Regions from separate parts of the Mus musculus genome. Here region 2 is linked to region 1. A link is a contact called in ENCODE Hi-C or POLR2A ChIA-PET data. All regions are on one chromosome and are shown on one strand. The core of a region is the stretch at or near the end of the contact, and the rest is flanking DNA. Distances in the headings are between cores, read along the strand shown. Region 1 holds the start of Gpatch8 (G patch domain containing 8). Region 2 has its middle 18 kb from the start of 2810433D01Rik.

Region 1 (5,164 bases), core at 662-3,161:
AAATGATTTCTAAAAGTTGCTTTTGTCATGGTGTCTCTTCACAGCACAAAAACAGTGACTAAGACAGTTGGTTTTTGACAGATCCTCTCATTTCGGCAAAATACTTTCTTCTGGATTAGAGCCGGCATGTTAAAAACCCATGATTTGGGCTGGTGAGATGGCTCAGTGGGTAAGAGCACCTGACTGCTCTTCCAAAGGTCCAGAGTTCAAATCCCAGGAACCACATGGTGGCTCACAACCATCGATAATGAGATCTGACTCCCTCTTCTGGAGTGTCTGAAGACAGCTACAGTGTACTTACATATAATGAATAAATAAATAAATAAACAACAACAACAAAAATCCCATGATTTGTTTGGTTAGCATTTCTAGAGAAAGTCTCCAGCTGCTACCTGAGTGAGAAAAAAAAAATGATTTAGGCTCCAACTGCTTTCTAGATTGCTTTGTGACCAGTCCCTTGGACTTTCAGCTCTGCCCACACCCTCACCTTCCCTGGTGCCAGGTACAAATTCCAGAGGCTTGCTAGCTGACTAGGGAGAGCTCCAGGTTTAAGGAGAGACCTTGTCTTAAAATCAGGTAGAGGGGCTAGAGAGATGGCTCAGCTGTTAAGAGCTGATACACATACATACATACATACATACATACATACATACATACATACATTCATTCATTCATGTAGGCGAAGCAGTCTTACACTAGGTAAAATTAAACAGCCCCCCCTCACTCCCCCACCCTGTGAAAACATTAAAGAAAACAAGAGCTGGAAAGATGGCTAAGCAGTTAAAAGCACTTGTTCCACATGCAGAGCACCTGGGTTTGTTTCTAGCACTGACATACATGGTGATTCTTAACTGTAACTCTAGCTTCAGGGGATCCAATGACTCTGAACATGAATATATATGTGTGGAGGGGGGAGAGGAGTGGGAGGGGGAGGGAAAATAGTAAGAAAAAAACGTCAAGCTCTTGGTAGCCATGTGTTTAAGTTTCTCTCTTCTTCAAGGTTGTGATCCCTTTGTTATGCCTTGATTTATATGTAGCTTTAAGATAGGTCATTCTTTTCATTACAGTCCCCCCCCCCCACAGTGTCACTTAGATTTTGTTATTTGAAGCAATGTCTTATAGCCCAGGCTAGCTTTGAACTTCCTATGTAGCCAAGGATAAGCTTGACTTAATTTCCCCTCAGCCTCAAGCAGGAATAGACACTCGTTTATATTTACAACTATTAGGTTAATTTATTGGTTATCTGACTTCCTGCCTGGAATGGAAGCCCTTTGAGAGATTTTTTTGGTACCTCTTAAGTAACATTATTATGTATTAATTTTAAAAATACCCTCTTTGGACATCGGGGGGCGAGCCTCTACTACATAGAGAGCTACAGGAAACCCTGTCAACAAAATAACAAAAACAAAACAAAAAAACATTAAAAGTACTCTAGCTGTAAAGTCAGATCTCATGCTACTGTATAGCATTACACTGTATATTATTACAAATACGGGATGGGCTTGACCGTAAACAAGAGCATAAGAAAGAAAGACTTCTGAACACTGCTAAGGGAGCAAGTGAATACTTCCCAGGCCCCCAAATGCTCTGCCCTGCTGATCTTTCCCTCCGGAAGCGCTTACGCGCGCCGGCGCGAGTGCGCATGCGCGGCCCGCTGGGGTCGCTCGGGGCCGGGCGTGAAACCGAGCGATGTGAGAGGAAGGTTCCGCCTCCAGGCCTGCGCGCCTTCGGGATTCCCGTCGGAACGAATTCCTGTTCCCTCCTCTTCCCAACACCCCCCCAACAATCCCTCGCCAAGCACACATCCTCCACCCCCCTCCCCACGCCTGCTGCGCGCGCCCGGTGGGCGTGGGAGGGGGCGTGGAAACAGAGAGGGGGCGGGCGTAGCGGGAGGGGAGGAGCGAACCGGAGAGCGTCGTCCTGAGGAGGAGTGAGAGCGGCAAAATGGCGGACCGCTTCTCCCGCTTCAACGAGGACCGAGACTTTCAGGTAAACACGGGCGTCGCCGAGGACCACCCACGCCCCCGGAGGGCTCGCCGCGAGCCCGGGGCCGCCTCCCTCCCGGCCTCCTGGCTCTCCTTCCTTCTGCTCTCCGCTCCACCTTGCAAGCCGGCTCTCGCCCCTTCCTGCCTCTCATTTCTCCAGGGGCCTCCGGGGCTGAGATGAGGCCGCGTCCCCGGCTTCATCCCTATTCACGCCGCTTCTTCGGCTCGGCTTTCCTCCTATTTTGCTCCTGGCTTCCCGCTCCGCAGCCGGGCGCTTTGTGGGGGTTGCGCTTTGCTTGTCTCGGGGCCTGTGCAGGCGCAGGGCCGGCCCGGCCCCCGGGGGAGAGGGCTGGGGCGGGGAAGGCTTGGGCCAGCGGTTTTCAGGCCGGGGCTATGGAAGCCTTGGCTTTTGCTCGCCCCGATCATCCTGGGGATCGCCTCTCCGTTTTCCCATTGTGACAAACAAGCCCTTTATCGACTGTCTAACCTAGTCTTCCCCCTGGTAAAGGGCGCCCTTTCTTATCAAAGACGCCTTTTTTGTTGAGGCGAGCCATTGAGCTTTCTCTGGGCATAAATAACTGCTGTTGTTTACAGGCCGTTAATTGGGTTGGGGACAGTAAGGTATAGGTCTGTGGACTGGCGTAAACTTAACTTCGAGACCTACCAAGATTTGTAAAGAAGCATAATTATGGCCTTTCCAAGCGGGAGTAAATTCGTTCCTAAACCTTGATTTTTTTTTTTTTTCTTTCTTCGTTTGCAAATGTTGATCTGGGAAAGATGTCCGTGGGGTGGCAGGCATTAAAGAAAAAAACAACAAAAACAAAACAAAACAAAAAAACAAACAACAAAGGCCGAATTAGAATCATTAGGCTTTTAGATATTGAAATTGTTACTGCAGGCATAGTTGGGAGACAATAAGGGATTTAGTAGCCTTTGGTTATTTCTAGGTAAAATACATCCTCAGTTGCAAATCACTGCATTACTACCGCATCTCCTGGCAACAGCAATTTAGGTCAAGGGATGAGCCTCCGAACTCGAGTTTTTGTATTCCTTTCAGCTTCCTCAACGCACCTCTAGCTGTGTCAGAAGGCAATTTGAAGGGTTTGAATTCTTGGAGATGATTGGGTTGATAGACAAAGCAATTTCAACTGGTTTAAAATCAACACTGTTAAATAGTCTTAGGTGTAGAACGCTATGGGAAGTTTTGCAGCAGTAAGGGATTTGGGAGTTGCTGAAAATGCCTTGTGGTCATGTGCCTGCCGCAGAAACTGCAGCCCAGCACAGCATCTTAAGGTGTTTTAAGGATTTATCTCAGGTCTTCCAAAGTTTGAGGTGGACATTTGATACCCGAGAAGGAAGGCAGGCTTATCTTTCTTTTCTTTCTCCCTATATCAAGCCCTATGAAGCAGGTATAAAGTATATACGCTTTATTACTATTTTTTGTTAATTTAAAATTATTTAGGAGACAGTAGATGACGAAAACCTTCCAATGCTTTTCAGAGAAAAGAATTTCAAGGTGACCTAATAAAATTGAAAACAGACAGTTTTGAGGAAAAATGGCCCTCAAGTATTTCAGCTGGCTCAAACGGGGTTTTGAATGAAGATATTGAAAACTGGCTATTAGGATGTGAGTGTCGTCACTTGGAAACTGAGCAGGGAGACTCTTCTTCGATGCTTTAGTTGAGGTACTATAAAATCTGACTTATGGGATTTATGAGATGGGTCAGTGGGTAAAAAGCCTCCGCCTCACAAGCCTGGCCGCCTCAGTTTGATCCCTGGAAGGTGGAAGGAGAGATCCAACTCCAAAAAGTTGGCTTCTGACCCCAAATTATATGTCCCCTCACATGATATGCACAATAATAAAAAGTCACAGCCTTAAAGGTGGCTTAGGGAGTTTGCCATCAAATCTGAGCGGAGTTAGTGCCTGGGCATCCACAAGCTGGGAGGAAAGAACCAAGCCAGTTCCCCAGAGTTGGCCTCTAACAGCCCCCATGACGTAAATATAATAAAACGGTTTTAAAACCAGAAATAGATCCTTTGAGCTCTTTGATGTTCGTACATACATTTTAATTGTATTTTCTGCACTTGCTCTGACATAACCCACTTAAAATTCTAAATGTCGCAGTATTTTGCATAAAGGGTATTGGAAATGGGAAAATTGTTGTGAAACCATGTCGTATATATCTCATACTAGCACTAGCCTCAAGTCTGCAGTCTAGCCAGGGAGGACTTTGAATCTCTGACTCCCCTTCCTCAACCTCTGAAGTGCTGGGATTACAGGTGTGGTCTTTCATCCCCAGGGTTTTGTGGTGATACTAGCAAGCACTATTACCCACTGAGCTAAGTCACCAATCCAGAAATGGAATTATATTTTAAATTATGTTTTATTTATTTATGTATATATTTATGTTTGTGTGTATGTGAGTATCGGGTTCTCAACTACTAGTTACATTCCCAGTCCCTTTTGCAGATTATTATGCTATAGTTTCTAAAAAAGACCATGCCTTTAAAAATACTTAAGGGCCAGGGGTATAATATGTTCAGTGGTAGAGTATTTCCCTAATATGTGAAGGATTTGATCCTTAACACCATGGTAGTAATAATAGTAACAAAAATAATAATAAAGTGAGAATAGCTAATTTATTTGTCTCTGGCTGTTTTAATACTGATCAGCTGTCAGTACAGCCCTTTGGTTTAGAGCCACTGAAGAGGGAGGGAAACAGGAGGATGCTCTTTGAGTAATAGATCTTCAAATATGTTTTCAAGTTTAGATTACTAAAGTTAATGTAGCCTTTTAAGGTTTTAAGTAGTTGAGCATAACAAGATCCTGTCTTTTTTTTTTTTTTTTTTTTTTTTTTAACGTATATGAGCATACTTTAGCTGTCTTTAGACACATCAGAAGAGGGCATCAAATCCCATTACAGGATGGTTGTGAGTCACCATGTGTTTGCTGGGAATTGAACTCAGGACCTCTGGAAGAGCAGTCAGTGCTCTTAACCACTGAGCCATCTCTCCAGCCTGACCCTGTCTTTTTTTTTTTTTTTTTTTTTTAAAGTTCAGGCTACTGGTGATGAGTTCCCATAATTCCAGAATTTTGGAGGTAGAGGGAAAATTAGGCTTTCCATATTATCTCTGGTTATATAAGCGAGTTTGAAGCTAGCCTGGGTTATATGAGACAC
Region 2 (5,078 bases), core at 218-2,717, 88 kb before region 1:
CATAGCACACTGAAAGCTCTGAGGGATTCTCGGCACAGTGTGGACAGGGTATTCGGGCCACACACCTGCAGGCTCAGCATTTGCAAGAAGACAGAAGGATCGGGGGTTCAAGGTCATACTTAGCTACATAATATGTTTGAGCAGCACCTAGGTTGTATAAGGCCCTGCCTCAAAACAACAAAAAATTAGTTTTATATTGATATACATGTGTATGCGTGTATAAGAAACATCATAAAGGGCTAGAGAGATGGCTCAGTGGTTAAGAGCACTGACTGTTCTTCCAGAGGGCCTGAGTTCAATTCCCAGCAACCACATGGTGGCTCGCAACCATCTGTAACGGGATCCAATGCCCTCTTCTGGTGTGTCTGAAGACAGTGACAGTGTACTTATATTCATAAAAATAAATAAATCTTTTAAAAATGTCCTAAAGCTAATTGTTCCATTTCTTTTCTGAGATGAGTTGCTGTGTTGCCCGGGGTGGCCTAGATCTCTTGGCCTTAGGTTCTATTCTTGCCTCTGCCTCCTTAGTAGCTAGACTATAGGGGGGTAGCTCAGTCCTTAAACAAACAAACAAAAACTTTAGGACCGGATATGGTGGCCTTTAATCGAGGCACTAGGGAGGCAGAGGCAGACAGATCTCCATGAGTTAGAGGTCAGCCTGGAGTACAGAGCAACTTCCAGGACAGCCAGAGTACAAAGAAACCTTGTCTCAAAAACAACAACAACCCAAAAGAACAAAAAAACAAAGAAACAAAAGAACAGAAAACAAACAAAAGCTTTTAAAAATGTTTGTTTTATTTAATGTGTGCACCTGTGTGAGTTATGTGCACCATATCCAAGCAGGTACCCTCAGGGGCCAGAAAGCATCAGATCTCCCTGGAACTAGAGATCCAGGCAGTTGGTTGTAAGCCTCTTGAACGTGGGTGCTGACAACTGAACCTGAGTCTTCTGCAAGAGCAGTGAGCCCTCTTCACTGATGAGCCATCTTCCCAGCCCCGACTCATCCTTTTAAAGCACACGTATCAGTGATTTTAAGTCTCCAGACATACTTCAGATCTGTGTCAGCGCCACCTCAGTCCATTCTCTGCCACACAGCCTCAGCCTTTTGTCCTCAGAGCTCCTCCTGCCTTCCTTCTTAATCTTCCAAGAATCCTGGACCTAAATTGCGTAACAACTGCCTCATATTCCAGCATTTTCCATCTCTGTTCCCTCTCGTTGCCAGTGCTCCCCCTTAGATTAACCATCTAGGAAGGAATGGAGATCTCGGACTATGAGGCCTCCAGAGACCGTAAGGTCAAGGGGCGACCTATGGGAATCCAGGCCGCATGAGGCTGTGGACAAGGGCAGCCCAGGGAGCGGCAGCACTTGACAGATAACATTGTTAGACTGTGACTCACTCCTGTGGCAGCCTGGAAGCTCAGGCCTCAGCTTTCAGAGCCTTCAAAGGACTGCACATGACCCTCTGCAGTACTGTTGGCACGCCGGAGTTCAGACCTCTTCATTCCAGAGGCAGACTGCACCCTGTCCCTTTATCCCATATGGAAGAGGCCCACACTTTAACAGTTCATGTATTGGAGTTGGCTGTGGTGGTGTTCCCTATAATCTCAGCACTCAGGAGGATGACGCAGGAGCATTGGCCTTCAAATACAGCCTAGACTATGAAGTCTTATAGAAATAAATAAGGAAGGAAGTATATACTTTTTATATATTATATATATGTATATATAAATGTGTGTGGGGGGTATGTGTGTGTGTGTGTGTGTGTGTGTGTGTGTGTGTTGGGAACCTGAAAGGAGAAAGAACCCTGTCCTCTTGAGGGAAAAGAGGGGGGTCATTCTCATCTAACCAGAGGTTTGGCACCTGAGACTCACCTCATCGTGGGGACCCTAAGTCAGGCTATGAAGTTAGAATCAAGTAGGACTCCCTAAGTGTCACACAGCTCTATTCTCTCGTTCTTTTTAATGATTTATTTATTATTATATCTAAGTATACTGTAGCTATCTTCAGACAAACACACCAGAAGAGGGCTTCAGATCCCATTACAGATGGTTGTGAGCCACCATGTGGTTGCTGGGATTTGAACTCAGGACCTTTGGACAAGCAGTCAGTGCTCTTAACCTCTGAGCCATCTCTACAGCCCCTATTCTCCCATTCTTGAGCCAGGACCTGACTGGAGCTGTTGAGAAGGTGTCCCAGAACTCCCTCTGTGAGGGGAGGCAGCACTTAGACAGCGCTTAGAGAACCCGCCATCTGGTAGAGGAATTTAAGTTAAAACAATAAGGAAGTCTTTGACAAAGCAGTATTGTTTCCCGTTGCAAAGGCTACAAAGACAGCCTTCCCAGAGGCTGGATGGCATTGGGGCAAGACTCTCCAGATGCCTGTGCTGAGCCGCTTGTAATCACAGAGGGTCCCACAGCGCTACAAACACTCTTTTCTAGGGTTGGGGTATAACTTGGTAATAGGACACTTGCCTAGCATTCCGAGGCCCTGAATTCTGCTTTATCATTGGGGCAAATCTTCCATATAACCTTTCGGAGAACCTTCGCAGGCATATGGGTCATATACAAAGCCAAGAGTCAATGCTGGGCTCAATTAGGAAACACTGCCTCTGGCTTATATGTCCTTAGATTCCTAAAGACCCCCAAACCCAGTGTCCTACCACCCCCAGCCACTGCACTGACTTCATTGAGTATCCCTGGACTGGAGGTCATGATACCTGGGATGGAGACAGTGTGGGTATAAGGACATCTGCTCTACCTAATGAAGACACGGGGACAAAGGAGCCAGGTGCACCAAGTGGAGCAGAGAGACAAGCCAGGGGAGAGCAGTCACTCGCTTGCCAGCCATGACATTAGTGTGACCATCGACTTTCCCATTGTTGCCAGGCCTCTCCCCCAAATAGTCACCCTGCAAGCTATTACTGCCATCAGGAACATTTTCTTCTCCTCTTCTTCTTCCCTGACCCCCATGCATCTCATCTTGTATAGATGGCCTACACAGGGGTACTACCTCTTGTATATAGAGGTAATTTATTTTATTGTGTGGATGTGTTTTGCCTCTGTGTAGGTCTATGTGCCACTTATATGCCTGGTACCTGTGGAAGTCAGAAGAGGGCATCAGATCCTCTGGAACTAAAGCTACCAATAGTTGTTAGCTGTCATGTGGGTGCTGGGAATTGAACCCAGGTCTTTGGAAGAACAAAAGTGCTCCTAACCACTGAGACACTTTTCCAATCCTTTCTTCTCCTCCTCCTCCTCTTCCTCCTCTTCTTCCTCTTCCTTCTTTTCTTATAGTACTGAGGATTGAATCTAAGCCTTGTCCCTTGCTAGGCAAGCACTCTATTACTGAATCACATAACTGGCCCTTTTAAAAAAAATTTTTTTTAATTTATTTAATATGAGTACATTGTAGCTGTCTTCAGACACACCAGAAGAGGGCATCAGATCTTATTACAGATGGTTGTGAGCCACCATGTAGTTACTGGGAATTGAACTCAGGCCCTCTGTAAAAGCAGTCAGTGCTCTTAACCTCTGAGCCATCTCTCCAGCCCCCTTAAAATGTTTTTTAAGGACTAGAGTGATAGTTCAATGTTTAGAAGTACTGACTGTTCTTCCAGAGGTCCTGAGTTCAATTCCTAGCAACCACATGGTGCCTCACAACCATCTGTAATGGGATCTGATGTCCTCTTCTTGTGTGCATGAAGATAGTGTATTCATATACATAAGGGAAATAAACAAATTTTTAAAAAAAAATAAAAATATCGAGTGATTTCTTTAAAAAAATCTTTTTAAAAACATTTTTTCAAGCCTCCTGTGGGTCTGTGTGTACTTGAGCATGGGTGGCTTTGGTGGGGTTTCTTTGTGTGTGTGTGTGTGTGTGTGTATGTGTGTGTGTGTGTGTGTGTGTATGTAGAAGCTTCACTGGTTTGGTTTGTTTTCCTTTGTGAGATTCAGTCCAGTTTGGGAGACCTCATCATCGACCCTTTTTGGATCCCATTACCTAAGACTTGATAATTAAATGTAAAACAATATAATTAAATAAAAAAAAAAACCAAACCAAAAAAAAAAGCCAGATGGCAGATGGTATTCAGGGAGAGGACAGAAAGGAGACATGGAAGCAAAGTTAGAAAGAAAGACAGCTAAGTGGAGGTCTCTGTGCACAGCCTTGGAACTCCTTGAAGTGTGTTGACAAAGCCCCAGTTTCCTTTCCTCTCTGCTAAAGGCTGTCACAGACTTCCAGAGTATTTCAGAGATGTTGAACCGCCCAAGGCCACGGGGGCAGAGCGGCCCTATTGCCTTCCTATCTGAACCTTGGCCCCAGAAGGAGAATCAAGGCTTTCCTCAAAGCCCCTCTGCATTCACAAATATAAATGTTGATAGAAATTGGAGACAGGGTAGCTGAACCATCACTAGATGTGACAGACCTGCTGTGTTTTTGACCCTGGACTAGCTGCTCTACAAATAGATTGGTGGGGTTTTGTTTTTGTTTTTGTGGTACTAGGGGATCCTAATCAGGGCCTGGAGAGTGCTAAGCAAATACTTTACCAATGAGCTATATCCCTAGACCCAGTTTATATACAGTTGTGTGTGTGTGTGTGTGTGTGTGTGTGTGTATAAAACAGTTATGACTAAGCTAGATATTACTTTCCTGCAGAGAAAAATTAAGGCTTCTGAAAGCAAAGGCCTTAACCTTCTCTAGTCCCTCCAAGTGATCATGCATCTATCTATCCATTCCACAACCTTGCCTGGGGCCTGGGGATGTAGATTGGTTTCTGGAGTGCTTGCTTAGCATGCATGAAACCCTGGGTCAGAGCCCTGGCATCATATAAACCAGGTCTGGTGCTACCTACCTATAATCTCAGCCTTTAGGTGGTAGAGGCAGCCAAACCCAGACACTATTGTGGATACCAACAAGTGCTTGCTGACAGGAGCCTGATATAGCTGTCTCCTGAGAGGCTCTGCCAGTGCTTAACAAATACAGAAGTGGATGCTCACAGCCATCCATGGGACTGAGCACAGGGTCCTCAATGGAGGAGCCAGAGTAAGGACCCAAGGAGTTGAAGGGGTTTGCAGCCCCTT

What was found. A loop is a pair of places that touch in the nucleus more often than their neighbours do. ChIA-PET counts read pairs that join two places held with the same protein, here RNA polymerase II (POLR2A).
Region 2: POLR2A ChIA-PET joins it to region 1 with 11 read pairs in Patski. The contact joins the enhancer-like site here to the promoter of Gpatch8 in region 1. A Hi-C loop is called at or near these places in 2 of 37 maps with a recorded cell type or tissue (ES-E14 and mouse embryonic stem cell). POLR2A ChIA-PET finds 5 or more read pairs at or near these places in 1 of 5 experiments (Patski).

Annotation. Positions count from the first base shown.
Region 1 is chr11:102,552,905-102,558,068 of GRCm38, reverse strand. Gpatch8 (G patch domain containing 8) reads left to right here and starts at 1,911. Exons shown (of 8, transcript NM_001159492.1): 1 at 1,911-1,989. The coding sequence starts at 1,945.
Region 2 is chr11:102,640,325-102,645,402 of GRCm38, reverse strand. No RefSeq gene overlaps it. Among named protein-coding and RNA genes, the nearest start is that of 2810433D01Rik, 18 kb to the right of the region's middle. Within about 2 kb of position 1,467, at least 1 of the 3 ENCODE cell types and tissues checked has a DNase peak (open chromatin) inside an H3K27ac peak, as active enhancers do.